Linked DNA regions of Homo sapiens: regions 1 and 2 are each linked to region 3. Evidence: chromatin loops called from intact Hi-C (ENCODE). Cell type or tissue: endothelial cell of umbilical vein. All regions are shown on one strand. Each heading gives the region's core, and the rest is flanking DNA. Links, peaks and the distances in the headings are about the cores only. Region 1 overlaps NEK7 (NIMA related kinase 7). Region 2 holds the start of ASPM (assembly factor for spindle microtubules). Region 3 holds the start of LHX9 (LIM homeobox 9).

Evidence for each region. Peaks named below come from ENCODE experiments on the same cell type or tissue, not always from the same donor. Only the 100,000 strongest peaks of a DNase experiment are listed, where the experiment ranks them.
Region 1: it touches region 3 in a loop (2.6-fold over the local background); 4 of 110 quality-filtered maps call a loop at or near these places.
Region 2: a loop joins it to region 3, with 11 times the contacts of the local background. A loop is called at or near these places in 5 of 110 quality-filtered maps.

What each region holds. Positions count from the first base shown.
Region 1 is chr1:198,263,844-198,274,128 of GRCh38, reverse strand. NEK7 (NIMA related kinase 7) reads right to left here. Exons shown (of 10, transcript NM_133494.3): 5 at 9,894-10,004. Among named protein-coding and RNA genes, the nearest start is that of NEK7, 110 kb to the right of the region's middle. RefSeq lists a silencer at 8,816-9,110. In endothelial cell of umbilical vein, for the core only: no CTCF peak of the experiment used is centred there; DNase peaks (open chromatin) are centred at 1,447, 3,617, 4,608 and 6,023; H3K27ac peaks cover 4,851 bases.
Region 2 is chr1:197,142,518-197,152,656 of GRCh38, reverse strand. It overlaps ASPM (assembly factor for spindle microtubules), which reads left to right and starts at 5,988. Exons shown (of 28, transcript NM_018136.5): 1 at 5,988-6,516; 2 at 8,557-8,700; 3 at 8,847-10,139. The coding sequence starts at 6,220. RefSeq lists a silencer at 6,304-6,483. In endothelial cell of umbilical vein, for the core only: no CTCF peak of the experiment used is centred there; DNase peaks (open chromatin) are centred at 5,916, 7,016, 7,456, 8,106 and 1 weaker place; H3K4me3 peaks cover 2,731 bases; H3K27ac peaks cover 2,236 bases.
Region 3 is chr1:197,912,646-197,922,930 of GRCh38, reverse strand. LHX9 (LIM homeobox 9) reads right to left here and starts at 5,559. Exons shown (of 5, transcript NM_020204.3): 1 at 4,934-5,559; 2 at 2,757-2,959; 3 at 1,272-1,627. The coding sequence starts at 5,107. RefSeq lists enhancers at 934-1,456, 4,262-4,988. In endothelial cell of umbilical vein, for the core only: a CTCF peak has its summit at 6,985; a DNase peak (open chromatin) is centred at 6,960; H3K4me3 peaks cover 986 bases; H3K27me3 peaks cover 7,664 bases.

The DNA of each region.
Region 1 (10,285 bases), core at 742-8,741, 350 kb before region 3:
CCAAGTATCTAGTAAGAGGAAGTAAGTGATTTATGTTAAATATAAGGAAGCATTTCCTGCTTGGAGTGTTGTCAAATGTTTAAATGTGCCACTAACACAATCCATATCCATCTTATAATAATAGACCTGATTATAAGGTTTGACAGTAACTGGTTGTGTGACCTTGAACAAGCCATTTAACCTTGATGGGTCTCAGCTTCCTCACTCTATTATAAACAGAGTTTGGAGATGATCTATGACGTCTCCACCACTTCTAAAATATAATCTGTGGGTCTACAGTCTTAGTTTCAAATAAAACAGAAATAATAAATGTCTGTTTGGCACATTTCATACTTAAAAATAATAGTTTCTTGGTATGCCTTATCCTTCATATATCCAATTAGTAAAAACAAAGCAACAACAAAAAAACCTCAGAGATCCCTATTGGTCCATTTAATACTATAAAAGGTCTTAACATGAGATGACAAGCAGTTAGAATTCTTTGTTATAAGTTTGTAATTAGGTCAAACATTTACCATCAGAGGGGATGTTAAGTTCTCAAACACAGCATTGTAATTATAATGCAATTTTATAAGACTATATTTTGTCGTGGTTATTTCAAAGAATTAAATTCACAGAGACTGGGTGATGAAAAAGATAGGATGCTTCTGGAAGTATAATGGACAGTTCTAAGTGTGATTTTTATCATTTATTAATCTTTCTATGGAAACATTTTTCTTTGGAAGGCATAATGAGGTATCAACAAACTAAACTTCACAAATATTTGCTATACATAATTGTGGGAAATTATATAAAATTAAAATTTTGGTATGTAACACTAATTTACAGTGCATAAGTATTTTCTCTTTTGGCACAATGAATACAATTCAGATATCTTAAGTTGCATTAGAAGGTGTAAAGTAGGATGGGCCTGACAGTCATGAGATCACTGAGAATACTTATCACTAGCATCTCATTTTATCTTCTTATCCAAGGTCTACTAGTCTTTGTCTTTTCCTGTAATGTTGGAAAATCTATTAAGAGTGCTAAGCTGTTTTTAGATTATAATAGAATATAAATATAATCAATTCATTCCCAAAAGTTAAAATGGTGCAAGTTATTAATGCAAGCCAAAAATATATTTCATCTTAGGGTAGAAAATGTGAAACAGAAAATATTTTTCATGAGCAATTACACCTTGAGGGAAAAAAACCTCTTAAATTATTTAGCAAACAAGAAAACTAAGTACCCATAAAGTCACAAAACTTCCCCAAAACAGTTGCCTCCTGAAAACTGGTACATCAATATCAAGGCAACTTATTTAGAATATTAAAAAACTAAAAGATCAACAATAAAAACACATGAATGCATCAGAATTACTAAAAAGAATGGTCCCTGCATTGCTGCCATGTGAATAATTCTTAAGAGAAGTTTCCACATTACTAAAACTGATAAGAAAATACTTGGAAATACTTAAAATGTTTTCTCTATTGCATCAGAGTACTAGTGATAGATAAAGTGAGATTAAAAAGAACAGTCAGTCAGTCTTCGAGGAGAAATAGAAGGTCACAAAGATAAACAGAAATATTTCCCTCTTTAATAAATTTTCTTGCTATGTTATACTAGACAACACTAAGAGAGTTGAAGAGATATTTTAATTTTCATAATGAACAAAGAAAACACAGCAGAACAGTAAAAGTATCTCAATTGAAATCTAAAGGAGAGAAATTAAGATGCTTAGCATAATGGTGTCTGTATCCCTTATCTTTACTTAAGTGTCTACAGTTACCAAAATTACTGCTCACGATGGTATTACATGGTTTACAAAAGGGAGCTTTATATCATTATCATCTTCAAATGTAAGGAGCAATAAGCTCCTTCAAAATTATCTTCAATTTTTTCCAAGCAAACAGAGTTCAAAGTTCGTACATCACCTTTTATTTATGCTCACAGAATTAAATAATGGTCATTTCACGGTATAAAGTGTTCAATTTCCTAAAATCTCTAAGTTCTATACTGCTTCGACTTCAAACTACTTAAGTATCAAGGAAAACCCAAGTGATATTTTATCTGTAACATTGCTCTTAAAAAAATAATTCTATACAACACACCTACATATACATACCATATGTAGACATAAATTTATACAGATATAGACACATAGATGTACATATGTTATGTATAGGTACCTAAGTAAATGTATCTATGTGTGTGTGTGTGTGTGTATATATATATATATATATAAAATATAAATTTTTAATTTATATATATATAAAATAATATTCAATCCTGGGTAGTTTTTTCAGATAGTGCTAACTTGCAACCTTAGGACTTCAGAATAATTCTAAAATGAAATATAAGACAGGTGATGATCTCATACAAAAGACTTAGTGGGAAACTGCATTTGGAATCACTGGCAGTTCTCATAATTGTCTGATATGGGCTATACACTTTGTCCAGATGCTGAAATGGAAAGTGTGGGTATCCTGGTAAACAATAAATCAGAGTTATCAAAGAGAGATGGGACTGCTGGGAAACCTTTATTGCTTTAAGGATCCAAAGGCCAAGAGTGTAAAAGACATTTCAAAGTGATTTTATTTCCAATACAACCTCTACATTTGGATAAGGACAAATAAAGATGTGTCTGCAAATGTAAAAACAGCCAAACCAAGTATGTGAACAAGATTTTTAAGTTATAATATTTGAAGATAACAGTTATCTCCAAAACATGGTTGACATTCTAGCTAATTTATTAACGTCTGTCATAAGCAGAATTCTAAGATGTACCTCACTCCCCCAAATTCTCAAGTCCTGTTGTATAATCCCATTCTCTTGAATGTGAGTAGGGCATGTGAATATTATGAATTACTCTCCCATTTCATATGATGTTATAAAGAAGAAGGGATTTTGCAGATGTAATGAAGGTCCCTAATCAGCTGACTTTGAGTTAATCAAGAAGGACATTAGCATGGGTAGTCATGACCTAATTGGGTGAGCCATTCAAAAAAGTCAAGAGAGATCTGAATCCAGAGAAACTCTCCTGCTGGTCTTAAGGGAACACAATGGCAGGTTGTGGAGATGAATGGGGCAGAAAATGGCCAGCAGCCTCAAGAACCTAAGGATACCCCCAGTTGACAACCAGGAGGGAAGTAGGAACTTTAGCCATACAACTTCAAGGAACTGAATTCCCCCAAAAACCAGTGAACATGGAGAAAGACCCTGAACCTCAGTGAGCTCACAGCCCCAGATGGCACCTTGATTTCAATTTTCTAAGACCTTCAGCAGAGAACCCACTAATCCTGACCCACAGGAATCTAGAGTAATAAATTTGTGTTGCTTAAAGCTGCTAAATTTGTAGTAATTTGCTATGCAGCAATAAAAAATTAATACAAAATACAGTTGTAAACACATGAAAAATCAGTATGTAAAATTAATCTTATGTATGTATAAAGAAAAAGAGTTTTAAGGCTCCTAGCAAATTTAGAAGGAATGACCTACAGGTGGTAACAAGGTAGAAAATACAAAGTCAGCAATCTAAGAAGATAGCCTATACCTAAATATCCTAGAAATAAGAAATGATGGTCTTATTTATTTATTTTGTGCAGTACCAAACTCCTGGCAGGAAACAGACATCCATTTAAATTATTTGTATTGCATATTTCACTAAAAAAATTGTAAGAATAATATTCATTTCCTCCTTAGCCACTGTGATACGGTATGACATTCTCTTGGCAGATAACAAACCTCTGAGTTTCTTCTCAAAACATTAGGTTACATTTTGTTTTATTGCTAGTCTAGCAAAACAATTTTTAAAAATATATAATATTAAATACATGCATTTACAGTTTCTTCTATTTGTCTCAAATTGACCTATATTAATTCAAATAGGTAGTTATAAATACAGGCACTTACAAATTAATTCAATGAATGAAGTATATTTTGTGAAATGAACTATGAAAATTTAAAATATATTTTAGTAACATTTCTATTGACAAGTTGAAATTTTAAAATCCTCTTATTTATATATTTTTTGAGATTAATTTCCTCTACACTGGGTCTTCATCACCAAATATGTTTCTTGACATTAGAATAGTGAAATAAACAGTATAATAAGACATACTACAAAATGGAGCATGTATGTGTCCAATTTAACTACAATAAAGAAAATATATGGCATACACAGCACAATTTAACTGAAATCTGTTTTGTAAGAGTCGATTTTCCTTTAAAATTCTGATTGCTGATAATGAAGAAATTATGATGAAAAATTCTAGATTTCCTTTTATCCTAAAACTCATCTGGGAAGTATTTCATCTGACCACAGCCTCAGGTATTCCTTTGTCACTAATTAGAGAAATACTGAATATTTCAACTATAAATTGCTTAATTATATTTGTCAGCCTGCTCTGAACCAATTAATTATTTACTTGTAAAAATCTTTGATGCAATGCTATCCAGAGGTTCATTTCTGGAATACAGACCAGAAGCTATATTTCCTCTTGTACCCCAATTAAGCTGAAGACTTGAGAGAATGAAATATATTGTTATGATGCACAATGATTTACAATATTACTCACTAAAAAGAAATGAATCATGTTCATTACAATTCAAGCATTCACTGCTGTCCTTTGTAAAGCTTTAAGGCATTGTTCTATTCCTTCACAAAAGAAGTTCCTATGATTTTTTTTCCTGATATAATCTATTTTATAAAGAACTGCTTACAGAACTAATAAGCATGTTCAGAAAACAATTTTAGAATTTCTTAACTACCCAACCCCACTCCCGTAAAAAAATACACTGAATATCACAGCAACTCTCTATGAAACGAGAGCATAAAGCAGCAGGAAATTGCTGTGACAGTTATACAACCACCCATGTTATCTACTGAGCCCTGGAACAGAGAAGTGTAATAGAAGTAAAACAACCAACTTCTATACATCTATTCACTACATATTTATTGAAGTTGGTGCTATGAGCTAGAAGCTGAAGATAGCCAGGCAAGCAAAGCCAGCATGGTCTCTGTGCTCAACAGAAATTTAAGTCTAATGGGAAATACAAACACCAATAAAATAATTACACACATGAATACATGATTATATTACTAAGTGCTATGTAGGAAGGGTACTCTGGGAGCACTTATACCATAAAGTACTCTACGAGTCAAAGGAAAATGCTTGAGGAAGTGATACCTAAGTAAAGAACTGAAGTACCAGCAGAAATAAAGTCAGCCAAGAATGGAGAAGAAGAGCATCCCAGGTAAAATAAAATCACATTCAAGGAAATGAAAGGCCAATGAGCCACAGCAAGAGCAGGAGTCAGATTCCATAGCAAATATATGCTGAGCACAAGCTCTGTGCTAGGCACTGCTCTAGGCACTTGGGATATGTGAATACACAAAACGGACTCGGATCCTCTCTGAGGGAGCGTATCTTCTGTATCACACAAGGCTTGCTGAATCTTGCCAAACATTTTAGTCTTTACCCTTAAAGTGAAAACCTAGAAAGATGTGATTGAAAGGAAGTTTTTCTTTTTTCTTTGTTTCTCTCCCTTCTAACGTCTTAAAGACTGATGGAGAAACGGATTTAAGGAATGGGTGCTGGATGTTGGGAGACAAAAAGCTCTCGCTCTCTCCAAATGAGAGACGATAGGGAGAGAAATGGAAAGGGAGCTGGGTGGAGAAATTTGAAAGGCATTTAGAAGAAAAAATAAACAGAATCTGGTGAGATTGAAAAGAAGAGGTAAGGGAGAGTGAAATGTCAAAAAAAAGTCCTGGTTTCCAGAGTGCACGAGATAAACTGGTGCCAGGCCTCGAGTTAGGGAACATGGGAGGATGGGTAGTCTGTAAGGAATTTGTTTACAGACATATTGAGCCATATAGAGTCAGAATTTAAAGAGCGCTCCATGCTAAAGATAAAAAATTGGAAGTCAACAAGAGTATAGAGAGTAATTGAATCCGTAGGTATGAATGAGATCAGCTATAACGTAAGAACATTAAAAAAAAAAAGTCAAGGACTGAAACTTAAAATTCCATCATTAAAGGCCAGGAAGAAGAGAATGAGTCAGTTAAGAAAAATGATAGTCTCCAGAGAGGTAGGAAGAAAATCAAGACACTGTGGGACTCAATAAGCCGATGGAGGAGTGTTTTAGGAAGAGAATGAAAAGCAGAGCCAAATGCTGCTGAGAAATCAAGCAGAATGAAGACTGGACAAAGTCCTCTGGTTTCATGAGAGAGGTCATTGAAGAGCCATTACGAGTGGTAGGTTGGAAAGAGGGTCAGGAGTAAGTGTCTGACTGTGAAGGAAAAAAAAGAACTAGGGTAGTAATTGAAGGAAAAGGCAGGCAGAGGTGAGGGTGGTAGGACTTAAGAGGGTCTTCTGAGATCATCTTACTTAAAATAGCAACACACAGGCTGGACACAGTGGCTCACACCTGTAATCCCAGCACTTTGGGAGGCTGAGGCAGGTGGATCACCTGAGGTCAAAGTTCGAGATCACCCTGATCAATATGGGGAAATCCCATCTCTACTAAAAATACAAAAATTAGCCAGGTGTGGTGGTGCACACCAGTAGTCCTAGCTACTAGGGAGGCAGAGACAGGAGAATTGCTTGAACCTGGGAGGCAGAGGTTGCAGTGAGCTGAGATCGCACCACTACATTCCACCCTGGGCGACAGAGTGAGATTCCATCTCAAAAAAATTAATTAAATAAATAAAATAAAATAGCAACACACCTCCTCCAAACTCCTTATTTAATTTTTCTCAATTGATTTATCAACATCTGGCATATCATATATTCTACTTGCTTTTAGCATTTTATTTGACTTCCCCACTGGAAAATAAGTTTCTTGAATGAATGAATGAATGAATGAATGAATGAGGAACAGGTGTGTGTGCATGTATATACATGTAAATATGTTTAAAATAACAGTGACCTGAGCATATTTAAATGATGAGAAAAGGCACTCAGAAGTGCACAATGGTTATAAATCTAGGACTGGGAACAGATAATGATAGGAATTAAGATTTCTGAGAATACAGGCAGAGAAAGGATAGAGAACCCAGGTGGAGGGACACATAACAATCCCTCCTATCTAACAAGAATACGGTAACAGGAGAGAAGGAGGAGAGAACAGTAACAGACACAAGTAGGTCTAGCAGGTTCAGTTATGGGAAGGTGAGGGTGCTCCTGTCTAGTGACTTCTAAATACTCTGTAAAACTGGAGGAATAAAGTCAACTTTGAAGAGTAGAAAAGGGTAGATTTGTATGATGCAAGGGGGCTAGAAGAAGAGTAGTGATCAGAGGTTTAAATGGAATAAAGAAAATGTGAATACCTATCAGATATCATACATGCATACAGGCACAGATGGATGGGTATGTGCACATACATTTGTACATATGTCTTTAAAAAGTATATATATAAACATACTATATATTATATTACTTAACCATCATAACAACACTGTAAGACAGGTATTACTGACCCAATTTTATTGATGTAGAAACTGGCTCAATCATTAAGATTAAATAACTAGGACAACTGATTAAAATCCTTTAATTGCCATCTGAATTCACCAGTGTAGTTTCAGAGATCCTGTTATAATCATCCCTTATAACCCACACTTTTCCTTTATATAACTCATTACAACTGCAGGTATATAGTTTTATATTAGTATTAGTCAAATGCCTGTTTCTCCCACTGGATGATGAGTTCCAAAAAGCCATGAACCATGCACCTGGCACATAGTAAATGTCTAATAAATGAAAAAATAAAATCTAGAGCTATTTTTTAAAAGCTACAAATTGGTACTAACTATTTAAGGGACTAATTTGGCAATAGCTATTATCATTTAAAATGTGCATACTCTTACTCGGCAATGTTTATATGAATCTATGTAATAGAAATAGACAATAGAGTATGTATAGATATAGTTGTATTGATGTAGATAAGGCTTTGTACTTGAGATTTCTCTGTAAGAATAAAAAATGAAAACAATCCAATTATTAACAAAGTAATAAAATAAATCGTGATGTGTCTGAGAAAGAATAAATGTATTAGTATATATTCTTATATTTAAATGGGTATAAAGATAGTAAGTAAAGTTGGGAAGGTTTTGTGCACGTAAAGGTTAGAGGTTATTTCTGGGACATGGGAGTGAGGGAGAAAAAGGAAGGACCATATAAATAAAATTGGGTCAGTAATACCTGTCATATAGTTTTATTATGATGGTTAAGTAACATAATATATAGTATGTTTATATGTATACTTTTTAAAGACATATGTACTAATGTATGTACACATATCCATCCATCTATTTAAAGGCATATGTACTAATGTATGTACATATATCCAACCACATATCAATCTTTCCTACCTGCCCAGGAAATCAACTCTTTATCTACACTAAACAATGCAGGAAGCCAGCGTGCTATAAGTTAGACTTGCAGGAAGCCAGACTGCTACCTCTAGTGACAATCTAGGAAGCTAAACAGTAACTTCTATAACAATTGATTAATAACTGACAGCTTCCCTAATTTTGTCTCTGCCTCTAACTAGGACCAACCAGAGAAAGCCAAATATGTACTCCTAACCAATCACAAGGACGTCCTGTTTCTAGTCAGCCGGTCTATAGCTTCTCTATGTCAGCAGCCTCCCATCAGGGCATACCCAAAGGCTTCCCTTTTCTTCCCTCTATGAACCTTTCATTCCTTTGCTTGCTTTTAATTCTCTGCCAAGATGCAAGTGATGACTGGCTGACTCCCTTGCTACAGCAAGCTCAAATAAATAGCTTTTGTTTTTCTCATTCGGTTATTCTTGTTTGTTTCTAGATGGTTCAACTTGTCTTCCATAGTAACAGAAGTTTAGCTGGGCATATGGCCAGCTGAATGAAGACTTTCTTTTCCAGCCTTCCTTGCAGCTAGATAGGTTCATGAGAGTACATTCTGGCCAAGGGAATGAAGTTGAAAATGTTGTGTGACAGGCAGCACTCAGGAATGTGCTTTAAGATAAAGCCAGCATGTACTCTTTGTCCCTTCAAGCCTAGTGTGACTTGATAAGCTAGAAATAGGCTGGGTCTCTAAAATACTCTTGATAGAGCAGAGCTACCATACTAGCCCCAGACTTTTATGTGACAGAGAAATAATAACAATAACAATAATAATAGCAGCAGCAGATACATTTACATAGCCTTACAATGTGTGAGGCATTCTTCTAAGCTCTTAATAAATACTAATTAATTCAATCATTACAACAATCCTATAAAGTAGGTTCTATTATTACTGTGTTTTTTAGAAAATGTGACACAGAGAAGTAACTGGCCCAAGGACAAACAGTTTTTAAGCTACTATTATTTAAGGGTTTCTATTAATTGCAGCTGAACTTAAACCCAATTAATATGCCCTTAGAAAAGAAGGTTAAACAACTTAATTATATTAATTATGAATTAATATGCCCTTAGAAAAGAAGGTTAAACAACTTTTATGTGGGGTTGATATCCAAGGTCTGACTGCAAATCCCACTTTCTTTGATGGATTCCCCCCCAAGAAACAGGTCAAGCTGCTCTAGAGTCTCTTTCTACCTCCTTTTACTCATGTCCAGAGACACAGGATCAAGCATGGTCTGCTCAGAGAATCAAACAGCAAAACTTTAACTCAACTTACAGAAGACAAGTATCTTGGCCTCTTTCCAAGTTGGTTTTGGGGTGTTTAGATATTTAAGCTGATCAGTGTAAACATCACCAAGTAAACCAGTTTCAGAATTATGATCACTAACCATCTACTATTTGTTACATATCTATCAGATAAGCTTTGCATTGAGGTCTTTAGTTTAAAATATCTAATATCCCTATGTGTTTAACAGACAATTCTATTAGAAAAAAAAACAAAACAAAACATTAAGACAATTTTTTCAAAACTTACCTTGATCATTCTGGATAGGTCGCCAGCATCTGCTAGTTCCAAAACTATGTTTAGTTCATTATCTTCAATGAATGATGCATAATATTTTATTACATTTGGATGGTTGAGTTGCTGAGAAAATAAAACAGGCATCAGAAAGTTTTCTTACTGTAAATATCCAAGAGTCACTTATAGTTTTGTACTTAAGAACAAACTTCACCGTATTTTTTAAATTACAGAAATCTTAACATGACAGTATACTTTTCTTTAGTGAATTGTGAAACAAATATTACAATTATTAAAAGTAAAACTAGGTATAAATTAATTTATCTTAATATTCTTTATTAGAAAGAATATATTTTACGTTTAAATCTTAATTTAAAAGTACTGCTATGCCCAATAAGCATATCAAC
Region 2 (10,139 bases), core at 2,140-10,139, 770 kb after region 3:
CACAAATTAAACTCCCTCTCTTGAAGAGAGGATAGCAACAAATTTTTGGACATATGTGAAAACCATTACATATTCATTGGTTTATAGATAAAGCTTTCTGTAAATATATATATAATGGGGGCAGGTACAGTAATCTATACTCAGAAAAATATATTTATCCCAGAGAGGAAGAATATTGCATCTTCCATAATAGAAAGCGTTCAATGTAACCACATGCCACAGGTAGTTAGCTGGTCCCACTGGAGAATGGAATTAGACTGGATGTTCAGCATCAGCCTCTTTCAGTAGGTTAAGCACTCCACAGGGGCTTATCACATCAGCTTTGGCAAGGGAAACCACCTTGAGCCCATTCTTATCCTCCACCACTGCTGCCATAGCCACTTTCTAAATGGGTTCAACGCGCAAGCAAATGGATCTCTGGGGGAAGAAGCTGACCTCCACAGGATAGATTGTCCTTTTTACCTGATTTTTGAGCTCCTTCTCAGCCATGGATATTCTCTGATGGGCATTTACATGGAACACAAATTTAACTTCCTATACCTATTTTGAGAAGCCCTTTTATATACCGCTCCTCCCCAGACCAAGCTGTCACCAATTTTCCATTTTGTTTTCTCCAAAGGTTTGACCAGCTGGCCAACCTGTCAGCCATTATCCATGAATCAGCACAGAGCTTTACCTTAGGCCATGTTCTCTTCCTTATGAAGTGGACTACCAAACATACCATCCAGAATTCTCACTGAGAGTATTCCCATCCACCCCTAAGGAGAAGCTGTAATGTAAGTCTGTTTATGTCTGACCTACTATACAGCTTCATTCATAAATCAGGCCTTTTTTCTTGTGAAATTATCATTAAGAGATACCCAGTTTTTCCTGTGTAGTTTGAGAGAGAGGGAAGTGGCAAAGTAGTAGAAGTAGTAAAAGATACTTACTAAAATCTGAATCACCTGTTTGTATCACTTACTTGTGTATTTGGGGCCTGCTTAGCCCTGGTCTTGTAGATTCTGCTTTTGTTTGATAGTGCAATGTTGCTCTTCACATCAAATTTTATGGTCCTTGAGATTAGATCCCAGGTCAGCAAATATTTCGTAAAGGGCCAGACACTAAATATTTTAGGCTATACAAGCTATATGTTTTCTATCACAGCTATTCTGCCATTGCAGTGTGAAGGCATAGACAATATGTAAATAAATGCTTATGGCCTTGCTCCAGTAAAACTTTATTTGCCAAAAAAAAAAAAAAAAAAAAAAGCCAATGGGTCAGATTCAGCCCTTAGGCCATAGTTTGCTGATCCCTGGATTAGGTAATAGTTGATAATAAACAGTTTGTATCACAGTCACTTATAGTCCTTTGATGAGGCATTCAGTCTCTACCATACCTAATAGCATAATTAGGATCTGTTTTTCAAATGATAGATGATTTTCTGCAGAGGAAGGCATAGTCTTATTCTCCAAACCTGGAATTTTGTACTGTGATACTTCTCTGGAAACTTGCCAGAGCTTCTATTCCACATCTTGGATTGTCATGGAATGAGTGTTTTGGGCCATTGCAGCCCAGACCTACTGCAGAGATCTTACTTGTTCCAGGCCTAACTCAAAAATGTCAGTCTTAGAGTTTACTAGGTAAATGGTTTGGTGAGATGTGTCTTAATAATGCATGCATTGCCTCCAAAATCTAAAGAGGCTTTACAAATGATACAAAGTACAAGTTGCCTCTTATTTTAGAAGAGATAGCCTGACATGTCTCAGACCATTGGATCCCTAAAAACTTTACAGATGTGATAGGACCCTGAACTTTGTCCCATCTGGTTTACATTTGTTTTATTATTGGCATCCACAGTGCTTGCTCCTGTTGAGAGATGCAACTTACCATGGGCTCTGAGCAGGCCTACACATTCTTGCTGGCTATGCTAAGAATGTGAAGCCCTTATTAATTTCTACATAGGCCATTTCTCAGGATTGTGTTTGCAGAAATCTTGAGGGACGATAGGATGTCTCCCTGCCCAGGCATAGTACTATAAAAACAGTCAAATCTCCAATTCGCTCTTCCTTTCCTGTAATACAACCCACTGTGTGTGCAGGCATCCATCAAGGGCCCTTTGTATGGTCCCATGAGACTTAGGAAGCAGGAGGAATCAATGTGAATGAACATGCTGACACTCTAGCTACTGTTTTTTCTGTGAATAATAAAGTCTTGTCTCTAACCCAAAACTGTCATATTTTCTGCTGGCCTTTATGAAACTGGCACGCTAACTCTTTAGCTTGCAAGAGGGATAAAATCTCAGACTCACACAATTCTTGACAAGTACTTCTTGCTCACCAGGTTTAATTAGCAAATGTCATCAATATAATGGACCAGTGTGATACTAAGATCCAGGTCTCTCTGAACAATATTACAGTATAGGTAGGAAATTTGACGAGCCCTGAGGCAGGACAGTAATGCTACAGCATTGTACCACTACTTAAGTACAAAGTGCTTCGGTTTTTCAATACTGGATGAATGGGGAAAAACAAGAAAAATGCATTTTGCTTGATTCATAGCTGCAAACCAGCTGACAAAGGTATGTTGATTTGTGTATAAAAATAACACATCTGAAACTGTAGTGTAATAATTGGCATCATCACCTAATTGCTATAATCTACTATCATTTTCCAGAATCTATCTGGCTTTTGCACTGGCCAAATAAGTGGAGAAAGTGGGTATATGGACAAAATCACTATCCCAACATCTCTCAGGTATTCAGAATAATCTCTGAATTGCCGTGGTGGGAAAATGGTGATTTTCAGGGGCTTCCACTTGGCCCTTTCTCCAATAATTGCCCTTGTTCCTTGGATCTAGGAACCAGTGTGAGAATGTGGTCAGTAAGTGTTCCTATTTTATATTCTGGAAATGGGTGGATCCAAAGGACACTTGGTAAGACAGATTCTGACTTAGATGCCATCTGTCACCGGTTCTTGAGAAGCTCTCACTATGTCTGGTGGTCCACAGTGACATTTTAGGATTCTGGAGTATAGCAGAAAGGCAGAGCTATTATCTCATTATCTAATAACCCTTAGGAAGTCAAGTTCCTGCCCCCAATCCATATTCATGTGGGTAAATGACTGCAGTTCCCTCTGGGGAATTGTTGAGAGAAGATTTATGGTATTCGTGTTGCAGGGTTCTTTCTAGTCAAGGAGCTTTGGGTGTATGAACTGTCTTAAGTTTGGAAAGTGGGTAAAAGGCATAACTGCCACAACATTGGCTTCAGTTAGGTTTTTTGCTTTGCATATGTGGTATTTCTCTGCCTATATATGTTAGGCAGCACCATAGTATATAGCTCATCTTATTTATAGGGCCCTTGAGAAACTGGCCATTGCCACAGATCCCTGCCTCTAATTACAATTCTGCCATTAGCATATTGTGGTAAGAACTATACCACCTTGTCTATTAAGTGCCAATCGACTTTGACCACTTGTGGATCATATAATTCACATGGAGATCAGAGAACCTATTTTCATTATTGATCCTCTATCATCATTTCTGGCCTATAAAAAATAGTCACCCAGGTCTTTTCATGGATGCTGGAGTCCTTTTTATTAGTTAATGCATTTATCAACACCTTGGTAAAAGGAGAATGGGTGGAGGGTGTGCATGTTTAGATGTGACTTGGCCAAGCAGGTTGCACATGTAGATTTTCTCCAACATTCCTATCTTCCTGAGCTTTTGGACTCCTTCGTGTACAGAATGCCAGGTAGTTTGAGCATTTTGACCTAACTGCCTGTTTTGTTTTTGTTTTTATAAAGACCATGTCTCACTTTGTTGCTGGTTTTTAACTCCTGGGCTCAAGCGATCTTCCTGTCTCAGCCTCCCAAAGTGCTGGAATTACAGGCATGAGCTACCGTGCCTGGCCTTGACCTACCTGACTGTAAACCACTACTGAGTTCAGTTTTCAATTAGTGAACCTATTAAACTATTAAAGCCATTCCCAGGTACTTCGGACATTGTATTAATTAAATGGGTAAAGTGCACCCATGACAATAAATTTGGCCTTATTGTTCCTTATGATTTGTCCTCTTGGTCTAACACCATTACATTCCACCTTAGACTGTCAAAATCTTTTAACTCTTTGCTGTATAGGCTGTTTCCTCCCTCCCACAGCATATCTTGCACTCTCCTCCGTCCAAGTTTTATTTTTTGGAGCCTAACTAAGCTAATGGAGAGGTCGTGGGGGGTAGATGCTGAGGAGAACTGGAAATGACTTGTGAGGCTCTGCTCCAGGGTTTTGTTTTGTTGTTTTTTTTTTTAAGCCTCTATGAAAGAATTTTTTTTTTTTTTTTTTTTTTTTTTGACAGCGTCTTGCTCTCTTGCCCAAGCTGGAGTTCAGTGCCATGATCTCGGCTCACTGCAACCTTGCCCCCACCCCCCACCCCAGGTTCAAGCGATTCTTCTGTCTCAGCCTCCGGGGTAGGTGGGATTACAGGCATGCTCCACCACGCCTGGCTAATTTTTTTATTTTTAGTGGAGACGGCATTTCGCCATGTTGGCCAGGCTGGTCTCAAACCCCTGACCTCAAGAATCCGCCTGCCTCAGCCTCCCAAAGTGCTGGGTTACAGGCTTGAGCCACCGTGCCCAGTGGAAAAATTTCGTTTAAATATTGTTAAGGTCCAACTTCAGGTGAAATTGGACACCATTGAATATAATTTCATGTCTCATCTTCCTTATTTTGATTTCCCATTGACTTCTCTTTTTACATGTTTTGTGTAACCATACATACATCCAGACATTATTTTTATTTTTTAAGTTTTCTACTGCCTTTAGAGGCAATATAGTGTAGTGGGTAAGAGCAAGACTAGGGCCAAACTGCTGGGATTACAGGCATGTGTACCTATCTGGGTTATGCCACTTCCTACTTAGCTGTATGACCTGTATTCCTCATCTGTAAGATACAAATAATGGTACCTACGCCCTAAGAGATACCTCGTAGGTTTAAGGCAAAGGTTGAGATAAATAGGTAAAGGATTTTTAAAAAATCCCTAGCCTAGGGTCGGGCGCCGCTCAGGCCTGTAATCCCAGCACTTTGGGAGGCCGAGGCGGAGGCAGGCGGATCACTTGAGGCCAGGAGTTCCAGACCAGCCTGGCCAACATGGCGAACTCCCCTCTCTACCAAAAATACAAAAATTAGCCAGTCGTGGTGAGGCGCGCCTCTAATTCCAGCTACTTGGGAGGCTGAGGCAGGAGAATCGCTTGAACCCGGGAGGCGGAGGTTGCAGTGAACCAAGATCACGTCACTGCACTCCAGCCTGGGAGACAGAGCGAGACTCCATCTCAAAATAAATAAATAATTTAAAAAATCCCTAATATGTAAGCTATAATTATTATTAGATCCCTACAATTGAAATAAAAACTAATAAGATATTTGTGAAGGGCATTGCCAGTCAAAACAATCATTTATGAATTACTGGTAATCTCAGGTTTCATTTGTTTACCTGGTTTTGCTCCCAGCGTCCCGAGGTAATTAACAGCATGTAAATGTACTGAGTCCCTGCTATGTTGTCACTAAAATAAGCATGTTCATACAAACTAATTATCTTTACATCTCTACCATTCAGCCCTGGAAACCGCGACAGTAAAGTTAATATAATTCTGGGCGGGGTATGCATATGAGAGGAGTGGCATAAACCAATTTTTGCCTACGTAACAGTTTTATCTATGATTGTTCCTGGAAACCGCAATGATTACTACATGTATTGTGGAAATGCTGTGACTCCCTTCCCTTCAGCACAACCAAAAATATAAAGACGAATTTCAATTCTAAGCCCCGGGTTTTAGACGGTGGCCAGGATTCCGCTACCGTTCTCACCTCCTCCGCAGATAGCGATTGGCGGCCGGATGCAATCATTCAAATGAAGCGCCGCCGTCTCATTGGCCAGGGGATGCTGCTCACCGATTGGTCCCGTGACGAGGAGGGCGGTGCCCGGAGGTCCTCATTGGTGGAGGCGGCAAGTTTAAACAGAGTCAAAACGCCATACTTGTTTGGCTCCTCTTTTTAATTTGCGAGTTTATTGGGCTTGTTTTCTGTTTTCTAGGGAGTAGGTTAGTGGAAAAGAAAAAGGGCCGAATTCACTCCCACGACCTCTACAGCCGCCCCTGAGGGGAAGCGGTCAGCGTAAGTCCCGGATCCCCGCTCCGGAGCCGCCTCGTGGGAGCGGGGCAAGGAGATCCAGGAGGGGTCTCGAATCTGCCATGGCGAACCGGCGAGTGGGGCGAGGCTGCTGGGAAGTGAGCCCGACCGAGCGGAGGCCGCCCGCGGGGCTGCGGGGCCCCGCGGCCGAGGAGGAGGCGTCTTCCCCGCCGGTCCTGTCTCTCAGCCACTTCTGCAGGTCTCCTTTCCTTTGCTTCGGGGACGTTCTCCTGGGAGCCTCACGGACGCTGTCTCTGGCCCTAGACAACCCTAACGAGGAGGTGGCAGAAGTGAAGATCTCCCACTTCCCGGCCGCGGACCTGGGCTTCAGTGTGTCGCAGCGCTGTTTCGTGTTGCAGGTAGGTCTCAGGAGGAGCGTGCTCCAGGCCGGTGTTCTGCTTCTCCGCTATCTTTCCTGCCACCCTCCTCAGGAAGGTTGACGATTGGAGAAGAAATCAGAAAAGACCCTTAGAGAATAAAGTCAGTTCCCTTTCACTCAATAACTGTGGGTGGCTCTTGGAAAAGAAATCAGAAAAGACCCTTAGAGAGTGAAGTCAGTTCCTTTTCAATAACTGTGGGTGGGCCCTTGACGCATACACATGTGTGTGAGTATATATATATGTGTCAATATTATATATATATATATATATATATTCTCTAATTGAAGGCTAGGATAGACGCTAACTTGGGCGGGGACAACACATAAACGCGCGCGCACTTAGCATCTTTAGGAGCAAGTTATATAGACTTCTCTGTTAAATTGACAAGCACTTTTACTAGACTTAAGGCGTTGTGAAATAGCCTTGCCGTTCTAAATTAATAGACAATGCACTTTTTTAACACTTTTTTAAGATTGACAGGAGTACCTTGGTTGGTTAAAGCAGCTTTTTTTAAAATTTCTATCAGCCATCTTAATATGCATTTTAGTTTCCATATGTACCCTTAGAGTCGAGGTAACTGGTTTTTTTTTCCGGTGAAATAGTGAGCTTTGTTCTGGCTAAATGCCTACAATAAAAACCAAAAAAACCTATTCAGAGTTGTTTTCAATATATACGTGTAGTATGTATGCACACTTTAGTATTTTAGTCCTTTTTTTCTTTGCTGTTAAGTGTAATTTTAATGCTGCATCAAATTTAATTTTATAAATGTTGTTTCAAGAACTCCTGTAGCTTTCTTTTACTGCATTGCATTTGCAAGAGTAATGCTCCAATCCCCTTCACCAAAGACTGGAGAATTTATGTTTTTATTTTGACTGCTGTGACCTTTCCATTGAGTAGAATCACCAAAAGTATGAAAACCGTTAGCCGAGGAGGTCTGAACTAGTAGGCTAATAACCACTTCATTAGGCAGAAAAAAGAGATTCTAATCTGAGGTCCCTTAACTTGTGTGTCACCAATGGTTCATCTATCTACACTTCAGAACCTACCCACCCCGCCCCTCTGTTTCATGAATCACTGCCTGCTTTCCTTTCTTTGGAAAGACAGATTTCTTTTCTATCCACATAATACTTCAACTTACTCTTTTTTGTTATAATGTGGAACTAAATTTTGTGGTATTTTTAGAATAAACTATTTTATAGAGTAAAAATGCACCATTCTTATTTTTTAAAATTAGTTGTTTATGATGTTATATTATTTCTCCTTTAAAACAGAAACTTGTCTGTTTCTCCTGAAAAACAAAATTTGTTTTGTCATGTCAGCGTTTAAATTTGGCAGATTCTGTCTACCTGCCAGGGTGTGGGGTGTAGATGTTAAAGTCCAAACTCTGGCATTAGACTGCCTGGGTTCTAATAGGTACCTGCGTGACTTTGGCAGACTTTTCTGGATGTTAGTTACTTCATCTGTAAAATGTGCATAATCATAATACCTGCTTCCTAGGGATGTTAGCATTAAATGAGTTTTACAGGATACCTGCACTTATGCCTGGAACAATAATACCTGTTTAAGAAATCTCAGTATGATGATGTGGACCTTAGAGGAATTTGTAAGGAAGAAGGAATTTAGCTGATCATCTTTACATTTCTTTTTAAATAAAGTCTTCATAATGCAGGGTCCTTGTGTTTGAAGTAGAAGTACTCTACACATCTAAAAATTAGAAATGTACAATTAAATCTTTTGAAACCACTCAAACAAAATGATTTAGAGACTATCTGTTCTATTGCTTTAATACAGTTAAGATTTTATTATTTATTTTGTTGTGAACCCTGTTATTTTTAGTGACTTTTTTTCTTATAATTAAGCAGATAGGGTAGGAGAAATATATTTGATTTATTAAATGTTTAGTATATAGAGTGTTGGTTAACAATTATTAAGCCCTACTATATTGTAAGTTGTATATAAGGTGTTTTGGTTATTATGTAATTACTATTGTAATTATATAATGTATTGTTTTGATTATAGCCTAAAGAGAAAATTGTTATTTCTGTTAACTGGACACCACTCAAAGAAGGCCGAGTAAGAGAGATTATGACATTTCTTGTAAATGATGTTCTGAAACACCAAGCTATATTACTAGGAAATGCAGAAGAGCAGAAAAAGAAAAAGGTAATGTTTTAACCATTCTGTGATTTACTCTAAGAAATTGTTTAATAATAAATAAAACTTATTTTGATAACAGGCTTGAAGTAATATTGCTTATTTAATATTCAATAGCTACAAACTTAATTGGTATATTTTCCTTATTTTTGCAGAGGAGTCTTTGGGATACCATTAAAAAGAAGAAAATTTCAGCCTCTACAAGTCACAACAGAAGGGTTTCAAATATTCAGAATGTTAATAAAACATTTAGTGTTTCCCAAAAAGTTGACAGAGTTAGGAGCCCACTACAAGCTTGTGAAAACTTGGCTATGAATGAAGGCGGTCCCCCAACAGAAAACAATTCTTTAATACTTGAAGAAAATAAAATACCCATATCACCTATTAGCCCTGCTTTCAATGAATGCCATGGTGCAACTTGCTTGCCACTCTCTGTACGTCGATCTACTACCTACTCATCTCTTCATGCATCAGAAAATAGGGAACTATTAAATGTACACAGTGCCAACGTTTCAAAAGTTTCTTTTAATGAGAAAGCTGTAACTGAAACTTCCTTTAATTCCGTAAATGTTAATGGCCAAAGAGGAGAGAATAGTAAACTTAGTCTTACCCCCAACTGTTCTTCAACTTTGAACATTACACAAAGCCAAATACATTTTCTAAGTCCAGATTCTTTTGTAAATAATAGTCATGGAGCTAATAATGAACTAGAATTAGTAACATGTCTTTCATCAGATATGTTTATGAAAGATAATTCACAGCCTGTGCATTTGGAATCAACAATTGCACATGAAATTTATCAGAAAATTTTAAGTCCAGATTCTTTCATAAAAGATAATTATGGACTAAATCAGGATCTAGAATCAGAGTCAGTTAATCCTATTTTATCCCCTAATCAATTTTTAAAAGATAACATGGCATATATGTGTACATCTCAGCAAACATGTAAAGTACCATTATCAAATGAAAATTCTCAAGTCCCACAGTCTCCTGAAGATTGGAGAAAAAGTGAAGTTTCGCCACGTATTCCTGAATGTCAGGGTTCAAAATCTCCCAAAGCTATTTTTGAAGAACTAGTAGAAATGAAGTCAAATTACTACAGTTTTATAAAACAAAATAATCCTAAATTTTCTGCAGTTCAGGATATTTCTAGTCATAGCCACAATAAACAACCTAAGAGACGTCCAATACTTTCTGCCACTGTTACTAAAAGGAAGGCCACCTGTACCAGAGAAAACCAAACTGAGATTAATAAACCAAAAGCAAAAAGATGTCTCAACAGTGCAGTGGGTGAACATGAAAAAGTAATAAATAATCAAAAGGAAAAAGAAGATTTTCATTCTTATCTTCCAATTATAGATCCAATATTAAGTAAATCTAAGAGTTATAAAAACGAGGTAACACCCTCTTCGACAACAGCTTCAGTTGCTCGGAAAAGAAAGAGCGAT
Region 3 (10,285 bases), core at 2,003-10,002:
ACTTAACTGGCTGGACACTGTTCTTTACCATTGACTAGCAATGTCAGGCACCATACCAGGCCCTGGGAACTGGAAGAGAAAAACAGGCAAGATCCCATGCTCTGAGATGCCCATGCTTGGTATCTGGGGGCATTCATAGTAATAGAGTGGGGTTGCCATAATAAGGTCCTCAAGGTTCCTTCCAACAGAATGGTCTCCCCTGTCCTGAGTCTGCTGAGATTCTCAGCCACATGTGGGCCAGGGCACTGAAAGCCAAAGCAGTTAAGGTCCTTAGGCTCCCCAAAAGTGCGCCAGGGCTTTCTACAACCTCTTTTTTTCCAGTGATTGGGACTCACAAGAATAGCTTCTGTTCTGCTCAGAGTTAGATTATCATCTGCAGAGCCGATCACCATCCTCACCTGGAGGATGGGGAGTGGGGGCAGGCTACCAACAATGGGAAACTGCTGCATGTGAGAGATTGATACATGATAGGCGTGTCCCCCAAAGCAAGGAAGAATGTGTTCTTGACTTGTTGTCTGCATGTTGTTTTTAATGAAGAGAGAAGGTGGTTGAGTATAGATGAATGGCCTGAGATACCACTAAGCCTCTTCAGGAGGCCTGACCTGGAGGTACTTTCAGTTCCAGGGGTCTGGATGTCTGGATGGTCTATCACACCGGGAATGAGACGGCTGGTTGAATATCCTGGCTTAGGAAAGACACAGGCTAGCTCAGCTGTGGAGAGTGATTCCCACCCCTACAACTGCTTTTTGCCAAGATCAGGGATTAGGTTTTTCAACACTCTTGCCAACTGTGTTCCTGATTAACTTTGGGCTGGTGACCACAGCCTCTGACCCCTCTAGACAGACTAGGGTTGGGCTCTGTAGACTTTTTTTTTTTTCTTCAGTATTTAGGAAACCTCCTACAGGATCTATAATTTGGCCTCCACAAAGAAATTGCCCTGGGGCTGTTTTGCTCCAACTGAGAGCCAGAAACTAATGGGCTCATTAACTAATGGGCAACAAGGATTTGGCTCTGCCTGTTTGGGGAAAGTCACTACAGCCCCATAGTTATGAATGTGTTTTTTGCCACAACCTAAATAAAGTGCTGCCTCTCCCTCCCTTCCCCCCTCCTCCTCCCTCTCTCCCTTCCTTCAGAGTGAGAGGGAGTTGCAGTGAGAACAGAGGCATTGGGCAAAACACACTCTTGCAGCAAGACTTTGGACGGGGAAGGAGCTCTACGAATTTTCCTCAGGGAGGCCGGGGCTGCGCCGGGGGTGAGGATAGGAGGCACACCTGAGTTGTAATTGACGATGTCCACTCCCAGCGCTGGGCTCTTCCGCTTCCGGGGCCGCCCTTTCTGCACGGTGCCCGTACCGTTGAAGTAAGGCAGGGCCAGGCCGCCGCTCTTGGCCGCCAGCTCCGTGTAGCTCAGCTGCGGTGGATACTCTCCTTGCAAGAGGGTCTCGAAGTGGGCGCGGCAGTACACCAGGCTGTCCTTCATGCCGAAATGGTCGCCCGTGGTCAGAGTCTTGTTGCAAGTGGAGCAGGTGAAGCAGCTCAGGTGGTAGACAGAGTCTCGGGCGCGCATGACCATCTCCGAGGCGGAAATGCCAAGGTGGCAGCGGGCACATCTCTGCACAGAGAACCTTCTGGAAGGAAAGAGTTGAGTCAGGGCGCTAGTTGAAGCAAGGCAGAGCCATATCCCACCCGCGACACCTGGGTTTGGTCTGCAGTGGCCTGAGACTGGGACCTGGGAGGGTTCCAGGGGGACAGGAGAGTAGGCATTAATTTTATTTGCTCATCGACCTTTTCTGATAAACCAAGACAAAGGATCTTTACATTAAAGTCAGAAGAATCGGGCAACTAAGCCTTAGTTTTCTTCTCTGCAAAGTGAAAATTTAAAACATTAAAAAAAATTTAAAAAAGCAAACCACTAGTTAGCACTAGCTAACTCACGGTACTAGAATATTAAATTGCCATGCCAAGTGAAAACACTTAATCAATTACAAAACATATGAATGAAAGAAGATATAATTATTCCTGGATGTGCGCGGGTGTGGGAAAGCATGCGGACACAGTCCTGGAAGATGACGATTTTGTAAAGGAAAGGTTATTATTTTTTTAACAACTTATCTTGCTTGGGCTGAGAGCGGAACTAGGTCACCTGCACTTAGTCCTGTCTTTCCCAATCCAGAAACATAACTGAGAAGAATCAATAAAGACGCCTGCTGCTGATTTTCTCCAATCTGGGGGGCATGGTTGTAACTAGCGATAAAAGGAACCCGGAACTGAGTGGCTTGGGTTTTGGCAATGGCATTTATTCCTTTTCATAGTCATTTACAGAGTCTCCTGCCACCTACGAAAACCTAACACTCTGTTGCTGCTGCCCGAGCCACTAGTTCAGTTTCAAGGCGCAGAACTTGCCCAATTCGTAGCAAGCGGAAAACAAACACCCAATCAAGTCTCGGTAGACGGAGACCACGTCCATTTACTCTTCCCCAGATTTCCCCAAGTTCCGCCAGCCAAGCTGAGAAGTGATGGGAGTGCGTGGTATTCGCTGATAAAGCTCTAGATTTTTAATGTCCCTCCCACCCACCCTCACCGTCGGTCAGGGAGATTACAGCTTGAAGGCATATGCAGTGGGTTTGCCTGGTCTCCGAAATGATAACAGCACCCGGAATGGGGCAAAAGGTAGGGGACGGAGAGGGGATTCCGGGCTCAGGCAGATGGCCCCTCCAGGTGTACTCGGGCGTAGGAAGTGGGGGTGTAGGGGAGTACCTGTAGTAATCCTCCTTGCAGTAAATGCTACCGTCCTTGGCAAAGCAGGTGAGCTCGGACTCGAGGGCCAGCTTACATTCACAGCACTTCAGGCATCTCAGATGCCACTGTTTGTCCACAGCCAGCAGATAGTACCTGTCCGAGATCTTGCCCCCGCAGCCGGCGCACAGGGCGGGCTTCTCCGGGCTGAGCGGGGGCATGCCCTGCAAAGAAAGCACACCGCAAGGCTGAGGAGGGCGCGCGGTGTAGCCGCACGACGCGGGGTTCTCCCCCAGGCAGACCAAGCCCAGGGTGTGCAGGGAGAGCGGCAGGGGCCAGGGTCCACTGCACAAAGGCAAAAGTCAGGGGAAACATTTGTGATTTCTCTCTTTGCGGCCCGCTTGCTTTCTTCCGTGTCTGCCTGAACCGGCGTTCGCGTCCTCCCGGGACTACTAACCTAAAGACATCCCAGCCATCCGGAGCCTCGCTTAAAAAGGACTAGGAAAATATTGACTACAGTTTGGTGATCGTTTCCGAATTCAAATAATTACAAGCTAAAAATTGTGGTTTTCGACGCACACAAAATAAAACAACGGAAATGATAAGGGAGTGAAAAGGAAATTTCAACGAGCACAGGTTATTTTTAAACAAAAAATATTACAGTTCGATTTCTCTAAATTCTTATAAGCAGCATTGAAATCAAAAGCAAAGGGGAGATTATTGGACCTCTGCTCATAATTTGGTCGACTTTGTTTTGATTGAGATATATTTGGCAGCCCCTGCTGTTCCCTAATTTTCAGGGCTATTGGTGCCGTTCCCAATAAATGTGTAAAGTGGCTGTTCCCAAAGAGGGTCCGCTGTCCAGCCCGCTGTATACAGTCCCCTCTTTCCCTAGCATCAACAGGCGTACTGAGACCTTTGTCTTGAAAATCTGTTTAGTGCCCAAGTTATGCTTCCCTCTGGGTCCCACTGACCCGACTCGGGATGCCCCAGTGGCCCCACCTTGAGGAGCCCAGCCCCGCTGCAAAATTTGGGTTTGGGTTGCTACTATTTGTTTTTAAAAGTGATGACCAGAAAAAGGGAAAAGGAGTTAACCTCCGGACATTTCCCTCACGACTAGCAGAAATGGGTTGATCTTCCCCACGAAACTTCAGCGGGCCTGAAAAAGTAAAGTTTAGCCCTTTACTCCGACCAGGGGCCCCGGCACTGAATGAGTGTTACAAATATAGACACGTTCACCAGTTGGGCTACTTGGCCGGACCCAAAACCCAGCTGATAAGGGCTAGAGCAGTCTCCTGATTAGTTTGGGCTACAAGTCCTACTGTGGTACCAAAGGATCTACACAGCTATGTTTGGCCGAAATAATTTCCGGAGACTTCTGTAGTCCCCCCCCCCCCCCGTTAGTAATCTGGAAAGGGAAGCGCTTAGATAAGTAATTAGTTTTCTTTATTAAGAGGACATGACTTTATTATTATGGATAGTAGAAACAGTGGTGGTTGATTAGCTTGTTTAAGGGTTGGTTATAAAGTTCATGCGTTTCGACTGGGTGCCGCGCTCCTCCGTATGTTTTATTTGATTTCCCCCTACACATGACACCCGCCGGGTCCTGGCGCTAAACGTAGTGCTGTCTCCTTAGAGGGACTGAGTCGGGATGCCAGAAACCCTGAGATTCTCTCGGTTAGGGGTCCCAAGCCCCGAGCGTCTAGAGAACTGGAAATGACCCAGTCGCGTCGGAATCTACTCCACAGGTCCGGTCATCAGGCCCAGAGACTAAGGCCACCTGGGCTCCTGCTTGGCTCGGACGCCTCGGCAGCGCGCCGTCCTCCTATTGCTTATGCCCAGCTTGCCCTCGGAGCTGCGGATCCTCGCCGGGGAGACGCCTGCCCCGGAATCAAGGGAACCTTGAGGTCTGTAGAAGAGAATGCCACCACCCCCCATCCCACCTCCTCCCAGTTCCTCTCCCTGCTCTTTCGGAATCAGCTGCGACGGAGGATAGCCAGCTGCAGACATTTCGATTCAGAAAAACGACCGTTTCTTAGCCCTGTAGGCATAGGTGGACGGGAGAAAACTCACCCGCCACCCTCAAGCGGACGTCTCTACGACCCGCCGCTCCGGTTCTCCACCGGCCAGGGAGTCGGCTTGGTTTAACAGAGGGCGCAGGGGTGCCCGGCTACCGCCGCGGCGGAGCCCTTCCTTACCGCGTCGCGGCCGTTGAGCTGGGCGCCTTTGGCCAGACGGGCCTCAGTCTTGGATCTGCGCTCCATCTCCTCCATGATGCCTTGGATGTGGCCTCCGGAGATCCCGTGAAAGAGCATGGCTGGGGGGCGGAAAGGACACGAGTTGTCTTCTGCTCGGCACCCCACTATTTCCATATACACACGCCCGGGGCTTTCAGCTCATCCGAGTGAAGGAGGCAAGGGACCAGAGAGGGCTGCCCTGTAGGAGCGCAGAGACGCTCGAGGATGGAGGGAAAGAGGGAGAGAAAGGAGGAGAAGAAACAGATGGAGTGGAAATCGGTCTGCTTGGGGGGCCGAGGGGAAGCAAAAAGAACTGGGAAGAGTTGGGGGGAAGCCTCAGCGGCTCCCTGAAGGAGATGTGCAGAAAACAAACAATTCGGGCGGAGGGAAAAAGAGGCGTAGAAGGCGAATCTTACTGCTCTGAGAGATCGAGTTACTAATGGGAAACAACTGCAGCGGGGGGAGGAAAACAAAATCTGGTGAAGAAAGAAAATAGTTTTGAACACAAAGAAAGAAAAAGACGTGCTATTTTCAGCGTTCCCTGGCTGCTTGCAAGTTCCCAGTGCCTGTAGATTGGGTTGGGGACTGCTCCTGCCTGAGCTGTGTCCAATTTGTTAAGAGACTAAAGCCAGCCCATTTTTGATAATTTAGTAGGAGGAGTTCTCTCCCCGGAGCTGCCACGGATTTTTATTCAGACAACAAAGACCTGTCATACTCCTCTCAACCCCCTGGTGATGGGCAAGCAGGACAAACATTACAAAGGGGTGGGGGGATAGAGAGCGGGGAGGCAGGAGGAGGGGGCATTTACCTCCCCACAAAACACACACACGCGCGCGCGCGCGCACACACACACACACACACACACACATCCTTCCAAGAGTTCCCAGCAGTCATGTTTTAAAGGGGAAAAGGAGCTCTTGTTGTCCCCGCCCTGTTGCAGAAGGCCTAGAACCCGCCTATTTGATCCGAGTTCAAGATCAGACCTTGGCTCAGGACACAGAGAATATCAACTTCAAACTTTGGATTTCCTCCTTGTGGACTTTTTCATCCCCAGCCTGCAGGACTGTCACCCGAAATGCATAAATATTGAGCAGAAATGTAAGCAATTTACTGAGGTGGAGATAATGCTGGTTCCTCTCCTCCCCATCCCATCTTCCTCAATCCACTTTTAAAAGCAGCTGTCTGACAATTCATCTCTTTGCCTCACCTTCTTGAGGGCCGGAGACCCTACTAGATGCTGGCTTCATCCGAAGTGGAGAGGGCGTTTGGAGCGTCTGCATTTCTCAGGGTTACTTTTGGCAAAACAATTTTCTTTGAGAAAATTAGAGTGTAGGGGACAGGGCATGGACCTGTACACACGGGTACGCAATTGCGCCTTGGCCATAGGGCGGCTTATTCTCTTCCCCGGTTCAGGTTTGAAGGAAGGTTGCCGGAGATTCTAATGTCTCATTTGAAGCTTGCCAATATAGGAAGCGACTTGCGGACTCCCGGGAGCTTGGCGCCTGCCCCCGCAGGACTGGGCGCTAGCCCCATCGCGTGCTTCTCCCACTACCCTGGCAGGACAGAGGACTTGTAAAACTGGGCGCACCCGCACACTCAGAAGGGTGTGAAAGGGACTCTTTGCCGTGGAGGAGGGGAAGGTGAGAACTGACAAGCAGAATGGCAGACCTGCTCCTCACAAGAGGTGGGATTGTTCTGTCGCCCTCAGTTCTCGGCAGCGGCGGCCCCTCCCCGGCCCCATTAAAAAGTGTCCACAATACTCTGATATTGTCGATTCATTCAAACGGCCAGAGGCCCCCTAGGAGTCCGAAGCACAGCGCTGCGGCAGGAACCAACGCGGCTTTACCCAGAGAGGAGGACGCGCCGGCCGCTCTCTGTTCCTTCCGTCCCCTTCGTCAGCCTGCGTTCCCCACTACTTCCCGCCGCCTTTCCCAGGACTGCGGTGCCTGTGTCCTGGCACATCCTAGATACCTCACAAGAGCCGCCCGGCCGCAGACCCGCTTCCCTCCGCCCGGGGGAGCCCGACCGGGAACTGTGGCCAAAGCTAGAAAGATGACGGGAGAAAAGCCAGGGAGAGAGGGAGAGAGGGAAGAAGGAAAGAAAAAAAGAAGTGAGAGGATGAGAAGAAGGGGAAGGAAGGAAGGCAGAAATAAAGCGAGAGAGGAAACGACCCCTGGTGCAGCAGCCTGACTTCCTGTCCCAAAGCGTTGTCTTCTGAGGCTCCTGGAGTGACCTCTTCCATGAAACTGAAGACACTACTGCTTCCCCTCCTTTTTTCTCAGGGTCAAAAATAATGTTATTTGCAGACTGGACGCAGTTTAAGTCCTCCGGGTGCCAAAATGCAGCTCATAAAACGCAATTTCACACAAAAATGAAGCCAATCAAGTGAACTAAGCTGGAGACATCCCCCTCCTCCTTACTTTGGCAGCTATACCTGACAGCAGGGCTGCTATTTACTGTAAGTAATGTAATTAGCCCCTTTGGATGGGAATCAATGAGCTTTTCAAACCCACGTGCACACAAGAAGGGCCCTGAGGAGGGGCTGGGGGCAGCAGTCCTTTCAGAGACAGCAGGTCCTCTCACAAAAGGGCAGATTGCCTTCACACAAGTCAGAGGCTAAACTGGCTCAGAGCTGGAGGAGGAGAGGGAGAAAGAGGAGGAGGAGGAGGAGTCTCTGAGAAGTCCCCTCAGTCAATTCACCCAAGGAAGCTCCAAGCAAAAAGTAAATACAGGACTTCAACCTACTTTGTCTAGTTTCTGTGCTAAAACCTCTCCCAACCCCCAAATGGGGGTGTTTGAAATTAGGTTTGGTTCTTGTTGCATATTGCCCCTGCTCAGCAAAATCAACAATGAAGAACCCAAGAATACCACTGCTTCCTTGCAAGAGATAAAACTTTGGAGACTGCATGCAGGGAAAGTTAAACAACTCCAGGAAAAAGCCAGAACTTTACAGCGTCTCCAGGGAAGCCAAACACAGAGGTTTTGTAAGCCCTCCAATCATCCATTCATTCTTCTATTCCACACAAGTTTGTTAATCATCTAGGTACAGGCAAGGCAGAACACCTTCTGCAATCAGTTTCCAAGTTGAATCCTAGCTATTCCTGCTCTTATAAAACTCAGGTTATAAGTTCCTGCATCCAGTGGCATTTGCTACTTCCTGTAAAGAAGCAAACTGCCAGGATTCTTCCTTCTCAGTGAACGCAGGAAGTCTGGAGAAAGCTGGGGGTGGGGTGGGGGTCAGCTGGAGTTTGGGAGGTCCTTGTTAGCTCTGCGGAAATACGTCCCCATGGGTCCAGCCCTGCCTTCTCTCACAGTTCCTAAGGAGGAAGCCCAGGAAGGGTGGGAAGGAATGCCCTCGAATTGGGTGTGTGACCCTGGGTTTTCTACTCTTTTTGTCTTGGAGCCCCCAAGAAAGATTGCCTAAGAGCTCCCCGCTCCTCATTCTCAAAGGACTTTAAATAAGCACTTTAAATAAGGAAAGCATCTTTGTACCTCTGCTTTCTTTCACCTCTCCAGCAGAGGGGCTGAGGCCCGGTGGCTGGGGACAAAAAAAAAAATGTTCCCCCTTCTCCCAGCTGTAGTCTGAATGGCCCGCAAGTGTTCCATAAAAATTACAGTGTTCATTTTTTCAGTTCCTGAGCTGAGGGACAGGTGCATGTGGTTCTCTCTAGCCTGCGTCGGGGATAAGATCTTAAGTCTCCTCTAAATTCAAAGTTCTACCAGGTATAATGGGGCAGGTCCCTTGACCAGCACTGCTCTCCCTCACAATTGAGCACACGCAGTCCACTAAGCTTTCTTTCCTTTCTATTCTGACAGCACCCATCCCGCTACTGTTGCCGCTTTTAGGAAAGTGGACGGCCGGACTATAGTGGAGCATAATAGTTGGAACTGAGAGTTCGGGATCTTAGAATCTCTATGAAGGTCAAAAAGACTGCAGCGCCCTTGTCGCCGGCTCAGGTGGGTCTACATGGGCAAAGAACCCGAGCCCAGTAGAATTCCCTAGGGGGGAGGAAAGGGAAATTAAACCCACAGAACAGTTAGGGTTGAGAGGGAAGAAGTAACCCAACAAATGTGCATATTTTGAGAGCAAAGGTGACTTAAGGTCTCTCTCTACCTGAATTTTGGAGGCCATGATTCTGCGCCTCTAAGTTTGCCCTTTAAGAAGGAGGCGTTACCTTTCCTCCAGACCCTGTTAAGCTGGTTAAGGAGCCCCTTCGGTTTGAAAGGCGCGGCTCTTAAAACAGTATCCAGCGTCTGGCACTGTCCTGAGCACCCAAGGCCCAGTGAAACGTCAGCGTCAGCCTGAGGCTGGGAACCATGCGTTCAGTGCCGCGCCACCTGGCCCTGGATGCCCGGGCTGCGCTGGATGGAAGGTGAGCGGATTGCCGGGACACGCTGGGGCCTTTCTCCAGACAGTGGAGACTGAGATACTCCATGTGGAAAATTTCCCCCTACACTGAGGTTGGCAGATCCATACTGGGGCTGCTGCACGGGCGCACTTCTGATTCAGTCCTACTAGGGGATCCTCCCTCAAGACAAATGGGAGTCAGCCAAGCAGAGCTGGGATACGGGGAGTTCGGCTGCCTGGAAAGGGGTACCCGAGGCCACGCTCCAGCTGCGCACCCTTGCCAGCCTTTCGCTGGGCGGTACTTCCCGGCCAAGGCCCTGCCCTTTCGCGCGTTCTCTGCCTACCCTCACCCTTCGCGACAAAAAAAAAACCTCTCGCCAGCTTTTGCTTCCTTCAAACCTCTGTTCTCTATAGCCCCTGGGCTCTTCTCCCCAAAGGGGCCTGCGCCAAGTCTAGAATACAGCTCTTCTGAAATCTGATGCTCTTTTACCTGAGATTTGTTGCGCCGCCTGCCCTCAGCTCTGCAGAAATAAAGGGAGAAGTCCCGCACTGCGTCCGCTGAGATCAGGCGCAGAAACGGCTGCGCTGGGTTAGGACTGAACAACAACAAAAAAATGTGGGTGAAGCCAGTTTCCAGTTAACCCCTACACGTGTGAGAAACAGTGTCTTCTCGGCCCCCCTTCCATCCCTTCCAAGAAAGAGACACCCCCAGCAGCTCCCCGGAGGGTCAGGAGCGCGTCCCTGGAGCCACTGACTACTGGAGGATCAGTGGAACCAGGACCTCTGCCTGGCGCCCCGGACACTGATCCTGAGGAAAGTCAAAGACAGTCAAAGAGAAAGGCAAAAGGAGGGTTTCAGGAGTCCTATCAGGAGACTCTGAAAGAGAATGTGTATTTTTGAGCCTACGAAGCGCGGTTTAATTTTTAAGACAAACACACACTCCTCTTCGTTCCACCCAACGAAGG